Linked DNA regions of Homo sapiens: region 2 is linked to region 1. A link is a loop called in an ENCODE intact Hi-C map of the cell type or tissue named here. Cell type or tissue: PC-3. All regions are shown on one strand.

The links. Peaks named below come from ENCODE experiments on the same cell type or tissue, not always from the same donor. Only the 100,000 strongest peaks of a DNase experiment are listed, where the experiment ranks them.
Region 2: a loop joins it to region 1, with 3.0 times the contacts of the local background. A loop is called at or near these places in 2 of 110 quality-filtered maps.

The regions. Positions count from the first base shown.
Region 1 is chr3:143,639,761-143,647,760 of GRCh38, forward strand. All of the region lies in intron 6 of SLC9A9 (solute carrier family 9 member A9), which reads right to left. All of the region lies in intron 1 of LOC102724120 (a long non-coding RNA gene), which reads left to right. Among named protein-coding and RNA genes, the nearest start is that of SLC9A9, 200 kb to the right of the region's middle. In PC-3, a CTCF peak has its summit at 4,941 (motif pointing left); a DNase peak (open chromatin) is centred at 4,911.
Region 2 is chr3:143,279,770-143,287,769 of GRCh38, forward strand. The region is part of intron 14 of SLC9A9 (solute carrier family 9 member A9); the gene reads right to left. Among named protein-coding and RNA genes, the nearest start is that of SLC9A9-AS1, 58 kb to the right of the region's middle. In PC-3, no CTCF peak of the experiment used is centred here; DNase peaks (open chromatin) are centred at 3,872 and 4,142; H3K27ac peaks cover 1,320 bases.

The sequences.
Region 1 (8,000 bases):
TGTCCCTGTGTTTACCATACAACCCTCTGATATTATTTGCTTTCATATGCAGGCCTGCCTATGGGAAAGGCTGCTTTTATCATATGGTGTTTGGGGTGCTTGAAATCCCGATGACAGTAATTTTCTGTGGTGAATTAATAAAGTGGATGCTGATTATAATTCATCTTCTTAAGTACCTTGACAATAGAAAGAAAATGAAATGACCATACCAGCATGGATATTCTGGTCCCTGGGTCAGTAATTCCTTTCTTTTTTTTTCTTTTTTTTTTTTTTTTTTTTGAGATGGAGTCTCACTCTGTCACCCAGGCTGGAGTGCAGTGGCGCAATCTTGGCTCACTGCAAGCTCCACCTCCCGGGTTCAAGCCATTCTCCTGCCTCAGCCTCCCAGTTAGCTGGGACTACAGGCACCGGCCACCACGCCCGGCTAATTTTTTGTATTTTTAGTAGAGACGCAGTTTCACTGTGTTAGCCAGGACAGTCTCAATTTCCTGACCTTGTGATCCACCCGCCTTGGCTTCCCAAAGTGCTGGGATTACAGGCGTGAGCCACCGTGCGCAACCTTGTAATTTCTTAGTTTATTATGTTAGCACCTTGGTTCCACTTCTGCCTCATGTGTACTGTATTTAGTGCAAGTCATTCTCTTAGAACATGGCTGGCTATATTGGGCCCAGACTAGAAACCATCACTGGGCACTCTAAACTAGAGAGATAACATTTCAAACAAGGGGATAAAATGAATGAGGAGCTACTATGACTGAGTGATGATATATAGCAGAAGACAGAACTACCTCCTCCAACTTTCTCTCAAAACTGGTTTTAGGCCGGGCATGGTGGCTCACAACTGTAATCCCAGCACTTTGGGAGGCCAAGGCGGGACAATTGCTTGAGCCTAGGAATTCCAGACCAGCCTAAGCAACATGGTGAAACCCAGTCTTTACAAAAAATACAAAAATTAGCCTGGTGTGGTCTGTGGTCCCAGCTACTCAGGAGGCTGAGGTGGGAGGATCCCTTGAACCTGGGAGGTGTAGGTTGCAGTGAGCCGAGATCGTGCCACTGCATTACAGCCTGGGCAACAGAGTGAGACCTTGTCTCAAAAACAAAACAAAACAAAATAAAACTGATTTGTTGCCTAGAAAAATCATCTCAAAGTCATCTGTGCACATAAAGAAAGATTTTTAGAGCATCTCCATTACACAGCATAACAACAGCTGACATGGCAGAAAATGTCCCTTGTGTACCACCCACAGAGATAACTTCTCCCCAGAAACTGGAGAGAACTGAACAGGTGGATTCCTAGGTGGGTTGTAAATCTGACAATATGAGAACACGAGGATGTCAGAACAGAGTAAGAGAAACTAGGAAGACAAAGTGAAAGATGAAGGAGAGCTTCCAGAGAGAACATGACATGTCCACAATTGGAAACACCAAAGCCACAAAGAAGAGAGCCTAAAATTCTGGAGAGAAAAATGGAGGGGCCCCATGGAAGATACTTTACCAGTTTCCTAATAAATAGGTATTTTTTGCACAGTCTGAAATTGTTAAGGGCTACCTACAGTGTCATAGCAGATATAAATTGATTTCAGCATTTCCTTACCAAATTAAAAAGAATTATCTGTTGTCACAGTCTTTTTTTTTTTTTTTTTTTTTTTTGAGACAGAGTCTTGCTCTGTTGCCTAGGCAACAGAGTGCAGTGGCGCAATCTTGACTCACTGCAAGCTCTGCCTCCCGGGTTCATGCCATTATCCTGCTTCAGCCTCCCAAGTAGCTGGGACTACAGGTGCCTGCCACCATGCCCAGCTAATTTTTTGTATTTTTAGTAGAGACAGGGTTTCACCATGTTAGCCAGGATGGTCTCGATCTCCTGACCTCGTGATCCGCCAGCCTTGGCCTCCCAAAGTGCTGGGATTACAGGCGTGAGCCACTGTGCCCGGCCTGTTGTCGCAGTCTTTTGCATCATTTTGAGAAGCATTCTGGTGAAGGTAGCTATTGGAGTGAAAATTGCATTGCTCTAATAAACAGGTCTTTTGCTGTGTCTCCACTTTTCCCCCACTTTCTCTATACACATTATTTCTCCCTCTATGACCTTTCAGTGTCCCGTCTTTGAATATTGTAGTGGATTATGAGTAATTGTTTCTAACTTATTTTGCCCGCCACTCCCATTAACTATCATCACTATTATTGTCATAGTCATGCCTTATTAGATTTATGAATGTTTCTACCAATTTCTCTGCTCAATTCTCCTTGTTTCTCCCTTATTCTGAGTTTAGTTTCCTATTTCTACTCAATAATATTCTTCAGAAGTTCTATCATTGATGAGTGATGAAGTACCTGAAAATGTATTTAATCTTATTCTTAAATGACATTTTAGTTGAATTTAGAACCTGGGCTGTCAATGAATTTCCTGCAATACTTTGAACCTATTATTCCTCTATCCTCTAGCAGCTAAGCAGCTATTGTTGCCAATGAGAAAACTATTGCCATCCAAATTGTAAGTAAGTGTAAGTAATCCTTATTGGAAATAAACCATCTCTCCTCTCTGGTTGCTTTTAAAATTTCTTCTTTCTCTTTGATGATCTCACATTTCACAACAATAATCAATCAAATATTTTCTTTGTCTTGCTTCCTCAAATATCTTATAAAGCTGTTCCCCTCCTCTAGGTGGAGGCTTAACACTTGAGGCCTGGAGCTGCCTGATTCACAAATCTCTGTTGCTCAAATAGACTCTTTAAAATTAAAAACACAACAAAATAAACCTAAAACCTGCAATGTATTTGAATGTGAATTAGTGTTAATTTATCCAGCTCTAGACATAATGTGATGCTTCAATTTATCTCTTTAATTTTGGAAAATTATCAACCATTATCCCTTCAAAATATTGCCACAATTCAATTCTCTTTAGTTTCTCCTTTTGAAATTTTTATTGATGAATTCTGGATTTTTAAAAAGTGCTATCCTCCATATCTCTTAACTAGCCTTTCATATTTTTTATCTGTACTACATGCTGGGCCATTTGCCAACTTTATATTCTGTTTCATCGCTGGGTTTAATATGACATTTATGTCATTCCCTTTAGTTTTTAATGTCAATATTTGCACTTTTCATTTTGAAAAGTTCTTTTTTTCCTATTATACCATTCTTTTCTAATTTTTCCCCACTCCACTGTTTACCTCTTTAGTCTCTTTAGTGTGCTCATTTGATAATCTTTCTCATATTTTTGTAATTTTTGTTTAGTTCCTTAGGGTGCTTGTCCTTCTGATTTACTTTTGTTTTGCTTATCTCCTTTCTTTCCTTCCTTTGCTCAACATGGTGGAGTTATTCTTCTTGCGGCCTGTACATTTTTTATTGTGAGCTCATTTTCAGAAAAGATTCTGTTTTTTAAGTGGGATTTCTATGTACCTGGGATGTGAAAGTATCACCTCAGGGCAGTTTCAGTGTATTTGGAAATAGGAAGAGGGGATACGGCTGTGACAGTTGTTTCAATAGTCCTGAAAACTCTCCATGTTAATTTATTGGCTTACATTTCCTGTATCACAACTGCCCAGGCTAGGGATTTTGATTTCTCAAATTCCAGATAGATGGCAAGTTTCGTTGCTATTTCTTAAGGCTGCTCTACACAGTCTATGTGACTGAAGGAACACTTTGAAATTGCAGGCCCTATTCAAAGAGCTTTGCTCAAGTTGTATTACCATGAGTGAACCTTTAGACAGGGTTCTGATTTCCACATGGAAATGGGATTCCAGCTCCAAAACCTCTGGGCAGTATATGCCATATAAAATCACATGGCCACTGACAGTGGCAGCTTCCCACTCTTGCTGTGATTTTTCTCTTGTTTCTCACACTTGGAGAATTTCCTTTTCTCTCCTTCAAAATCAACTCTACATTTAGTAATGTTCGCTTTTTAAAATAAAGCCTTTCTTTGAGTTTTTAGTGCATAGGACCTATCATTTTAATCCACCATGTTCTGAACATTCTAGGATCATGAAATATGGTTGTTATTATTCTTACTTGTCCTCCAACCACTTTCTTCCAATAATGGATTCCATGTCACTGGTCACAGGGATGGGAATGTGACTCAGATCTGACCAGTGACCTTGTTTAATTCCCTTCGAGTATTATGTGATTGGCTTATGGGTGATCTTCTGATACAAGCAGAGGCAAACAGAGTCTTTGTGACTGATATGCAAATATTGGGAGAATGAAATGTTATTTTGAGCTAAAAAAAAAAAAAAGTAAGCCTGGAGATGCCATTAGTCACCTTCTCCTGCTTTCTAGAGTAAGCTATCTATCTGCACCATGAAAGAATGAGGCTAGCACTCAGAGACAATCGGGGCCAAGAGAGAAAAAGAACAGATAGACAGCCATGTTTGAAGTCTTAAGCCTGGCATGTCCAGAGTCAGCTCAATCCCTGTTAAACAGGCCAGTGGACAAATTTTGCTGAAGCTAATTTGAATTGGGTTTCTATCACTTTCATCACTTGCATCTGACTTATATACCAATAAATTAAAGTACATTGGAACTGAGATAAGAAACCATCCACATGGATTTCTTTTATTTATTTTTGGTAGGCCAATTTGTCACGCATGACTTGACACGAGCAAAGCAAGTTCTAAGTTACGGGGTAGAGTTCTGGAGACGCTGCCAGTGAATGTCAGATCTCATCCGTGAGACAAAAGACAGAGTCACAGAATATAATCAAGGTCAAGTCCCAGTAATCTGAACAGGGACATTAAGAGGTAGGGTAGGGGAGATGCCAGAGTCAGGAACCAGGGAACAGGAATGAGAGAAAAACAAACAAGACAGCAGCAGCAGGCAGGGGTGTGGGCAGCACACCGAGCACACAACTTAAAGCTGGAATTCAGCTGAGCACTGCTTCCCAGCCTCTGTTTAAAGATCCCAGGGTGGCCTTGCCATTCCTGCCATGTGATGCCACCTGGTGTCTGAAAAATGAAGTCAGCATGAAATTGACTCCCAAGACAAGGAGTCCTTAAGCAAAAACAGCCATAACTTTTTTTTTTTTTAATTATGTATCACCCCAGTATCTAGACAGGCATCAAAATAAATGAGTTTCATGCTGATTATCAGTTTTCAAGGCAAATATCAAAGTGAATTACCTTCAGAAAGATGTGTCAAGATATAAGAAACTTGTTCTTAAGTTAAGCAGATTCATGAGAAATATACCTCTGGTTGTGATAACAGTTTCAGTTAATTCTGATCAAAAGGGGACAGCTTCTTATCACCTCTGTGTTTACAACTATGGGTCAAATTGGAGGAGCACTAATGAGGGTTTCTAACAAGGCTTTTCAAATAGTTGGAAGAAGCAGAATGAACATGAAATATCTATCTCTGGAAGAGGTTTTAATGATTAGTATTATAAAACGTCTCCCCATCTGCTTCTGAAGGGGTCTATGAACTCATTCATTCAGTAGTTATTGGAGAACCTACCAAATAATTGCCTATGTGTTGTGAGGGATGGAGAAAATTTGCCTTTAAGGAACTCGAAATCTACTTCAAGATGACGTTACCAAGAGAAAAAATGGAATTATTTTAGGAATATATTTTTATAACCAAACCCTATACATGTAAGCTATTTTCTGAAATGGTTTCTAGGGTGAGGTTTTGTTACGCATATTAAATCCCTTTATAGATATTGTTTGCCTACTTCAGTGAGGAGTTATTGAGGGCCGAGATGAGTGGCTATGCCCATCCAGTCTTTGTCACCAACACTTGGCATAATGTCTGGCACATACTGATCCTCAGTACATTTCTCTTGAACGGTTGGATGATAGTTCAAGGTTCCCCTCAGTTCCACGGTTGCTTGAGTCTTATAGCCATCCAATTACCTTCCATATTAAATTTCCCTCAAGATACATGGGCGGTAAGAAATGTAGTCTTTCAAAATGCCACTCAAAGTGCCAAGCGTTCACTGGTATCACACTTTAAATGACATTATCTAGCAAGAACTTCTCTGCAGCATAACAGTCTCATTTAAAAAGACAAAATTGGTGCTCCATTTCTTCATCTTTTTAAATAATTGATGACATCGAATTTCCTTATAAGCATTTACTTAACAGGGAATAAAGACATCTAGTATGTATTTATTGTCATCCAAGAGTCAGCTGTTTAATGAGATACTTATTTTATCTCTAAGAAAACCTGGAGGCATTTGCACACTGTGGAATTATTTTATGAGTAGGTTTCAGTACAACAATAGCAGTATTTCTGTTTTGCAGATAAATGGCCCAAAACAGCCAACATCTTCTTTCTCTTCTATCATGGGTAGCAAAAGAATTTCAGACTTCTACCTCTGTGCAATCTGCACTTAAATGAACATTGCCAATTATTAAGTATGTTAATGGGGATTTTTGGGACCAGAGTCTATCATAAGTAGTTTGCTCTATTTTGGTAAATATATGCAAGCCAAAAGAAAAAAATAAAAATCACTTGTGATTCCACATAACACTTCTGACTCCATGTAATTTATATATAAATAATACAAATGTTATATGTTATTTATATATACAGGTATAATAAAATATATAAAATTTAATAATATATAATTATATTCATATATAATACATATAATGTATGTTAGTATATATAATATATAATTTTAGGTGCATTTGCACATATAAATTTGGCTGTGAATTTTTAACCAAGCTAGATCTTATTATATATTAAATTTTCTTATTTGATAGTTATTAAATATAAATATTATATATTAAATTTCCTGTTTACTTAAAAATGTATTGTGAATATCTTTTCCCATCAATATATTTTTTCTTTATTATTTTTTAAATGACTTCATAGGGTTCCATGATATTAATATGCTATAATTCACTCAACCAACTAGTAACCATTGTGCACAACTTCTTGCTCAAATCAATGCATTCATCTCCATGGAGAGACTATTGCACATGCCCATAATTACTTCTTAGAATAAATTTCTAGAAACAAAATTGCTGGATCAAATGATTCACAAAATCTAATGGCTCAGTAAACACTGCCTTTGTAAAAGTTTTATCACTTTCCTTTTTCACCAATCATATAGGAGGGTTCTCAATTCCCAAACCCTGACTTACTCCAAGTATGATTATTCTTTTTTGAGTCCTGAAGATTTAAATATTTGCCAGGTAAAAATAATACTCCATTGTTGGTTTAATTTGTTTTACTTCATTATTAGTAAAGCTGATCTTATTTAGTATAGCTGTTGTCCATTTATGTTTCTTCTTTTGTTTATTAACTATTTATATCATTTGTCCATTTTTCTATTATGCTTACCTTTTATTATTGGTCTTTGATGATAGGAGTAACAGCAACAGCTAACATTTAATGTGTATTGAGCATGACCCACCAGGCCCTGATTTAGGTGTTTTATGTTTAATCCCATCCTGTGAGGTAAGTGCTATTACTGTCTATTTTACAAATGAGTCTGCCAAGGCGCAGGGGGATTGAGTAACTTGCCCAAGGTAACGTAAATAATGAATTAGGTATAGTGATGAGATTAACAATTTATCATGTATATTACAAAGACTATTAACTGATCAACACATGTGTTGAAAATGCTTCCCTTGGTTTATCATTCGTCATTTAATTTTTTTGTAGTGGGTTTTTGCCTGCTAGGATTGCTTGACTCTATTGCCATCAAACAAATGGGCTTTTATTTTATAGTTTCTGCTTTTGATATCTTGATCACCTGAAGAAGAATACATAAGTAAATATAATTCAAACACATTAAAAACATTCAGACTGCATAGAAGAGTATAAAATAAAGAGTTAAATTATTTTTCATCCTTTGCCTATATCGTGATCCTACACAGCAAAGGTATCTGATTTTAACCATTTATGTCTTTATTTTTTCTGATTGTTATTCTATGACTCCTAAGAATACGCATATATTTTCATTTCTTGACTTAGCAACTCCACATAGCATCTGTTCGTTTCCTAGTATGCCAGATGCAGAATTTTAGTTAGCTTCTTCCTTCCTTTTTTTCTTCTTTTTTC
Region 2 (8,000 bases), 360 kb before region 1:
TTTCATGGTATATATGGGGCATTAGATTTTTAATGTCACCTTAGAGCAGCCTTTGTTTTTATTTAAGAAAAAAAACAGGGTCTTGCTCTGTCACTAGGCTGGAGTCCAGTGACAATCATGGCTCACTGCAGCCTCGACCTCCTGAGCTCAAGCAATCCTCCCCCCTCAGCCTCTCGAGTAGCTGGGACTACAGGCATGTGCCATGATACCCAGTGAATTTTTAATTTTTTTTGTAGGGACAGGGTTTTGTCATGTTGCCCAGGCTGGTCTCGAACTCCTGTGCTCAAGCAATTCTCCCGCCTTAGCCTCCCAAGGTGCTGGGATTATAGGCATGAGTCACCAGGGCCTGCCTAGAACTCCCCTTTCTTATGTTTGTTTCTCCGGTCCCTGGGTGTTCTTGAGGCCACCTTCTAACTTTCCCAAACTCTATGGACTCCTGGCCATTTAGCAAATTCGTTAGAATGCATGCCCTGCAGCTCTTTTAGGGAACAAAATGAATACACACACACTTCCCACCCCAGCAATGTTGACTGTAACCCATTGAGTTTGTTATACGAATCCAGGTATGTAACACTGGGTTATTTTTGAGCTATGGAATGAAGACTGTTCAGGAGACTTCAGAAACTTATTTTCTTTGAGCAGACACAAGGAGAGCCCTTTGTCTTTATAGGGTCACATGTCACAAATCTCTTCTCCTCCTAGACATACTTTTTTCCTCAGATGTAGTCCCTTTGAAGCCTTTTTAAAACATCTGGCCTCTACCTAGAACTACATTTTTTTTTTTTTTTTTTTTTTTGAGGTGGAGTTTCACTTGATTTTGCCCAGGCTGGCGAGTGCAGTGGTGCCATCTTGGCTCACTGCAACCTCTGCCCCCAAGTTCAAGCGATTCTCCTGCCTCAGCCTCCCCAGTAGCTAGAATTACAGGCTCCCGCTGCCATGCCCAGCTAATTTTTGTATTTTTTTAGTAGAGACAGGGTTTCACTATGTTGGACAGGCTGGTCTCGAACTCCTGACCTCAGGTGACCTGCCTGCCTTGGCCTCCCAAAGTGCTAGAATTACAGGCATGAGCTACCGCGCCTAGCCAGAAATACATTTTACAATTGTTACTTAGTACATGCCTCAACATTTTCTCAACCACACACATATAACTCTAAAATCCTTCTGTGATGCACTTAGATATATTCTGTTCCATTCCATTTGTCTTCTACTCTGTTTATACTGGACATTGCTAGCTAGTATCTGCCAATATCCAGCTCTCTTCTTTCAGGTGCCTGAAGTAGGTGCGGCTCTAGGACTAATTCTGGCCAATGTGCTATGGTTATAAAGGGATAGCATCACTTCTACACTGAAACACAGGAAGCCAGCAGGCTGACCCTCTCCCTGTTACAGTGACCCAGGGAGGCCTCCGGTGAAGGTGGTAAAGCCACAGATCAGAGCTGTTTGCATCACTAAGTTGCTACATGGAGGACATTTGCCCTAGAGAATCACCACATCCTTAGCAGCCTTTGAGAGAAAATAAAACTTTGCTTGATGAGCCACTAAGAGTTTAGAAATGTTTACCACAGTGTAGTCTAACCTATTCTAATACAGTATTCTATTTCATTAAAAAAAATGCTGGTTCTGAGTTACCTAAATGATTCCATGACCCATTATGGGTAGTCACATACAGTTTAAAAATCATTCTCCCACAGAATTGGCCACATCTGTAGCACCAAAGTGGAGACAGGGAGCACCACAGAAGACGGAGAGCACATACTAGCACTGCCTTCCCTCAGGGTCCCAACTCTTTGGGATGAGTTGACTTGAGGACTACACAGTGTGTGTGACTACAGAGAGTTAGATTGCAAATGCTTTGGCAGGGGAGGCAGCAGGGACTAGTCCAAAACTGAGTGGTGGACTTTAGATCAAGATTCAGGCCTCATGGATCCTGTGTTTTGTCAATAGGCCTATGTGCCTTGAGAATCCAGACTACAAGTGCATCCTACTTTTATTAAAAGAAACTGCAGTACAAAGGCATGATTGCTGCTACTTTGCTCAAGTGGTTGAGATCAGAGGCCTCCATCACGGTTACGTCCTTGCTAGATACTAGAACTGCACTGTCCTCCACTGATCCTGCCCCACTTACCTTTCCTATCTCATTCCCCACACCGTTTCACAAACTTTAGTTTCTGATAAAGGGGAATCAGGCTCAATGTCACTTATGTTTCACTATCTCTCTGGGCCTTTGCAAATGCTGTTCCCTCCATTTGGACAGCTTTTCCTTTCAGCTTGGCACTTGGAAATCCTAAATCCATTCAATATAGCTCTACTGTCATTGCCTGTGAAGTACTATTGATCTTTTAGTTACCACTCTCTTAGGACTTGTCACTCTCTCTTACATTCTAATTATTCAAGTACAGTTCTCTTCCTGTTGCACTTTGAACCAGAGTTGCTTCTCTTACCTTTATTCATGGTGGGGTTCCACATCAGCAATAACCACAACACATACCCCCCCAAACCCACAACCCACTCAGAAAAATAAGATTTACTAAGGTTGACCTGGAAGGCCTTTCTAGACTATTGAGTTTCCAATACCCACCAAATACTTTACAGACTTTTATCTTTGCATGTTTTGTTCCTATTACCAGAAATGTCCTTCTTCACTTTGTCTTTCTGGGAAGCCCCATTTATGCTTGAAGCCTGTTGCATAGATTGCTACTTACCTACTCAATATCCAGTCTCCCTCTCCTCCTTACAATATAAGCCTGAATCTATGGAGGTGTTCTATTTCCTCAGAATGGGTGGCCAATGAAATAGAAGTTCTTGAGTGGAATTCTAGAGAAGCCTCTCAGAGCATCAATTCTGCCCTTTCTGCCTTCCTGTCTGGAATTGTAATGGTAATGGACTCTCTGGAGCTCCAGCAGCCATTTTGGGCCCAAGAAGCAAACTTGAGGATAGAAGCTATATAAAAAGATAAAGAAGAAAGATAGGACTGTGGTGGCATCATGGAGCTCTGTTAACCATACATAGATTGTCTAATACCAGACTTCTTTTAGTGAGATTAAACACCACTATTTTCATTAATCCATGGTTATTTGGATTTTCCTGTTATACATAGTCAGACATAATCCTAATGGATACTGGATCCAGGACCCAATTCAAATAGTACCTCTTCTTTGTCACTATTCCTGTGACAAACACAGGAATTTCTTCACTGGGGTTTCCACAGACCTTTCTGTTTCCATTGATTATATCAGAATTATTTGACTATATATCTCCTCTCTTGTTAGACTGTGAGCTCCTTGAGGGAGGGGCAAGTCTCTTTCCTCTTTGTTTCCACAAATGCTTAATGCCCAGTAGGCAGAAATGAGTCTCCTCAATGTTTGTTGAATTGAGACTTGAAAGGGATTTAGGGCTTTATGTTAACATACAAATTCTTCTGGGAAAGGTATTATCTGAAACCTCCACCTTATTTTGGACTTAGTTGATAGTAATATAGTCAGGAAATGGCACAAGACGGTGGCCTTAGGGACAGGGGTGTAGGAGACGGGTGGGCACTGGGCTGGACACTGGAAGGAAAGGTGGGAAAAACAGCAGCCATGGATCTCAGCCTGTCTGGATTTCCCTAGGGCAGTTCTTGTTTGCCCTTATACTTTCCTGTATATACAATCTCACTCCCCCTGGAAAGCCCTAGAGGAGACTGCCTGCACTAGAAATGCTTTACATTGCCCTCCAGCCTCACTGAGAGGCAAAGCTGCTCTCCTGAGACTGGGTATCACAGATAACTGGCTCCTCAGGCATATCTGTGAGTCTCTCCTGCAAGCCCCAACCCTGTCCCCTTGGTCCTCCCAAACCACTTTGGAAGGGTGCGTCACTCTTGAGTTGCAAGATTAAATGAATGTGTGTTTGGATAAGATGGTTTCAGGCCCAAGATCAAAGCCTTCACTGGCTGAGGTCTAGACCCCTTTCAGAGTGAGTATAAAACCTCCCTTTGGGGTGAATTATGAGTGCAAACGGAAAGTCCTGCCCATATCCACCATATCAACACATCTTCTCAGGAGTAGAGCTCAGATGGCTCCTTGTAAACTGGCATGGCTGAGAAAATGGAAAGATGTACTTTCTATTAAAACCACTCAAGTTTTATTGGCACGAACAGGTATGATCCTTTGGTTAAATAAAACCACTAGAGAGCAAATTAAACCATGACTCATGATATGATCATTCTCTCCTTGTAAAAATAATGTTTTGGTAGTTTGTTGTGTGTCCACTTTAATAAATAGTTCCAGGACCTTTTTTTTTTTTTTAATTTGGTAAGTCACAGATCCAGATTTAAGCCAAACCCGTGGCAGGAGCTGTCCTGCTTGCCTTGCCACAGAAAAGCAAGAGAAAGCATCGAGTCGTTATACTATTTCACCCTCCTAAATCACACCTTCCATTTACTTACGATTATTTACCATTGCTTTGTAACTGTGAACAGGCAGCTGAGTGGAGCTGGAAGTCTATTCATTCTTTAAAGTGACATAAAGTGGCACTTGGAGTCCCAAATGATAATTGTTCTTTTCTCCTTGTTAATATCCAACTGCTGTTAGGAGTTCTGTGAAAGAAGATTCATTTAATGCCAGCTCCAGAAATTTCTGTGGGATTTGGCCCTTTCTATTTTTTTTTTTTTTTGAAACCAAATTTGAAATCACCCTCAGGAATTGGGAAGGCTGAATTGATTGTGACCTTCAGCCAGAATTCGTCTCTAAATATTTTAGCAGGATGGAGAATTTTCCCTCATTTATATCCCACTACTACCGTAGTGGCCATGGGTGGGAAGTATTCTAAAATATAATATAATATAATACCAGTTTCTAAAATATAATTTCTTTGTAGACATTTTTAACTCAACCTGAGTCTTAGGAAACTAGAATTTAGAAAGGAAACTGGATCTTATGAGATTTCCACTTCAACCTAATAGTACCTCAGTGTCTAAACATTCTCCTAATCATTTAAATACTTTTTCAAAAAACTTGAAGTCTTATGGGAACCAGCCTGCAATGCTGGGAGGGTCCCTGCTGTTCAGTCACGTGTTCAGGGGCTTCCCCTACCCCACAATGAAGTCGTCGTTTATGGGTAATCTTCCAAGCCCAGCAATACTTATGACAAAATGATACAGACAGCTCTATATGAAGTTTCAAATACCTTTGATATTCCTATTGATATATCACAAATGGGGCTAGGGAAGGTAAATATGTGCTGATATCAATGGTTCTTTCCACACTATTCCATCCATACTATGGATGAGCTCCTGCTATTCTTGTCCCCAAAGTCTATTCAACTCTCTGATGTTCTGGCTCAAAACTATACTATATATTTTTAAATCTAGGATACATGTGCAGAACGTCAGGTTTGTCACATAGGTACACACGTGCCATGGTGGTTTGCTGCTCCCATCAACCTGTCTTTTACATTAGGTATCTCTCCTAATGCTAGCCCTCTCCTAGCCCCCCACACCCCAACAGGCCCTGGTGTGTGATGTTCCCTGCCCTGTGTCCATGTGTTCTCATTAGAACTACACTATTAATGGTGTCTGGCATTTGTATTGGAAGCTCTGTGCTAAGTACTTTACATGAAAAATCTCCTTTAATCCTAGGAGATAGTTTTATCATTATCCTCATTTTATGGGTCTGGAAACTGAGGCATGGGGAGGCAAAGGAGCCAGCCATGGCTACATAAGTATGAAGTGGTGAAGCCAGGATGTGAACATAGGCTGCAGCACTGTAGTCTAACATGCCCCCTCTTTAACTCTGGAGCTCAGTGCAGCATGATCCCTTCCCTAGGCTTGAAAAGAGTTTACAGAGCCTCCTCTGAGAAAAGACCTCCACTTCTCTGCATTCTCTGAGGATGCTTCAGCAGCATCATACCTGAGGCTGTCAACCCAGTTGACAATAACTTGGGAGCTCAGTGGCATGATTCATGGGGCTCGGATTGGTTGGGAGCAGAACTAGCTGCAATTTGTTAGTAAAGATTTTCTATGGCGGGGAGGGGTTATTAGAGACTTCCATTTGCAATGGTTGCAGTGTTAATATTTTTGCCACAGGTGTCCAGGTTGTTTTAAGGAAAAAGAAGGGGAGAGGACCATGGAACAGGAGCTGAGAACTCTTTCTCCCTGCTTTCTATTAAAGTTTTGAGGAGGTTCTATTCATGAGCCGGGTGTTTTGAGCATTTTAGTAATTAGAATACAGTTGAGGAAGTATGGGATGTGGTTTATAAACCAGAGCCTAGGAAAGGCTGGAATATCAGGGTTAGTAATATGCCCAGAGCTGAAAGATTCTCTTCTCTTTCAACCAAAAAAAGGGAGGTCAAGGTCATGGAAAAGGTGATGGTTTTAGAGGCTGGGAAATTTTCATATTCCATATGCCATCTGCTGACTGAATGCTAGTTATTTTCTCCTAATTGGGCTTCCTTTTTCTGTTGCTGATTTTAAGAGTGCTTTCGAAGGAGGGTATATGTGTGCTCTGGAGGCAGTAGTGGTAGGAAGGGGTGGGGGTCTCAATAAACCTTCCCAGGACCTACTTGAGAGCTTTGGTAAAGCCTTGGGCTGGTGCACACAGACCTGATGGACATACAGGCTGTGACCTTCCTGCAGATTTGGAGAAGGCCAAGCCAAGCATTTCAGAGCTCCTTCTATTGGCTTTGCAGGGTCACAGGAGCCCGATGCCATTCAGAGCTCTTGGAATAAATCTGACATTCTGAAAGGAGTCCAAGGCATTCTCAGTACAGGCAGAGGCCAGGGTCTCCCAGATCATTCTTGTTTACTGCCTGGTGACATTCCTTCCAAATCCCAACCTGCCTTTCAGCTGGGGCCTCACAGAATGTTCTTGCTCAGACTAAAGCTGCCATTGTTTTGTGCTGTGGGGCTATGTTCTTTTCTGTTGATTCTTCCCAGTTTAGGGATGTGGCTCTAGATCTAGGTGGAGCTGGAAAGCAATCACACCAGATTTCAATGCCTGCAGATAACCCTCAGAATGGCATCTTCTGGTGCTTTCCCCAGGAAGCAAATAACTCAGATTAACACCAAACTTTTTAGCATAATACTTCCTAGTGTCTGACAGACTGTGAAACTGGTACCAGTGCAGGTCACCTTTGGGTCATGATAGCCCATGTCATTAGGAATCTTAAAGCAAAATGAGGCTCCACTAGTTCTGGACCTCACGAGGTGTGCGTCAGCAAAACTCTCCATGTCTCAGACCCTTCTCTGTCTCAGTACCTTGGTCACCACTGTCCCTACGTACCTTTTCCTCAGTAATTCAGAACTCAAAGCTTGGATTATCTGAGACACTTTCCCTCCTCCTTCCTTCTGGTCCCACTTGTGTGTGTGTGTGTGTGTGTGTGGAGCGGGGTGCAGAATAACTGCTGGCAAGTGGGGAAGGCCCAAGAATGCTCAGCAAGACAGCTCAAGATCTGCACTGACTGGGAGGAGGTAGCAAAAGCTGATAACATTCCCTATTTTGTAGTTTGAGCTTTGGCTTGGTAAGTTCACATCCTGGGTAAAGGTTTTGCTTTGCCAGTTTAGAAACTCACTAATAAAGCAAACTGATTTATTTGATGACTCGAAATAGTCTATTATGGGGTAGACATCAAAAAGTGCTATGGACAAGAAGGGAAAAAAAAACAACAACCAAATTCCTTTACCCCATCTTTATACTCTGGAAGTCTCCATTCCACTGCTTGCCTTTGGTAGCTTCTCTTATGATTCTGTCTCATTTGTATGATTCACAGGTTACTGAAGCTGAAAGAACCTGGAGCAGATCGTCCATTGTTCTGAGTTATTCTAGCAAATTCTGTTTCTTTGCCCACACAATGAAGGAGCTGACTATATAACTGTTCCCTTAGGGTTTGGAATAATTCCCAGTGCTGCTATTCATGAAGTCCAGTACAATTACTTTCCCATTTTCTGCTCAGCACCTTGTCCTTCAGTGCTAATGGAATAACAGTGAATTCATAGAATTGTTACACCTACAGACCTTCTCACTGTA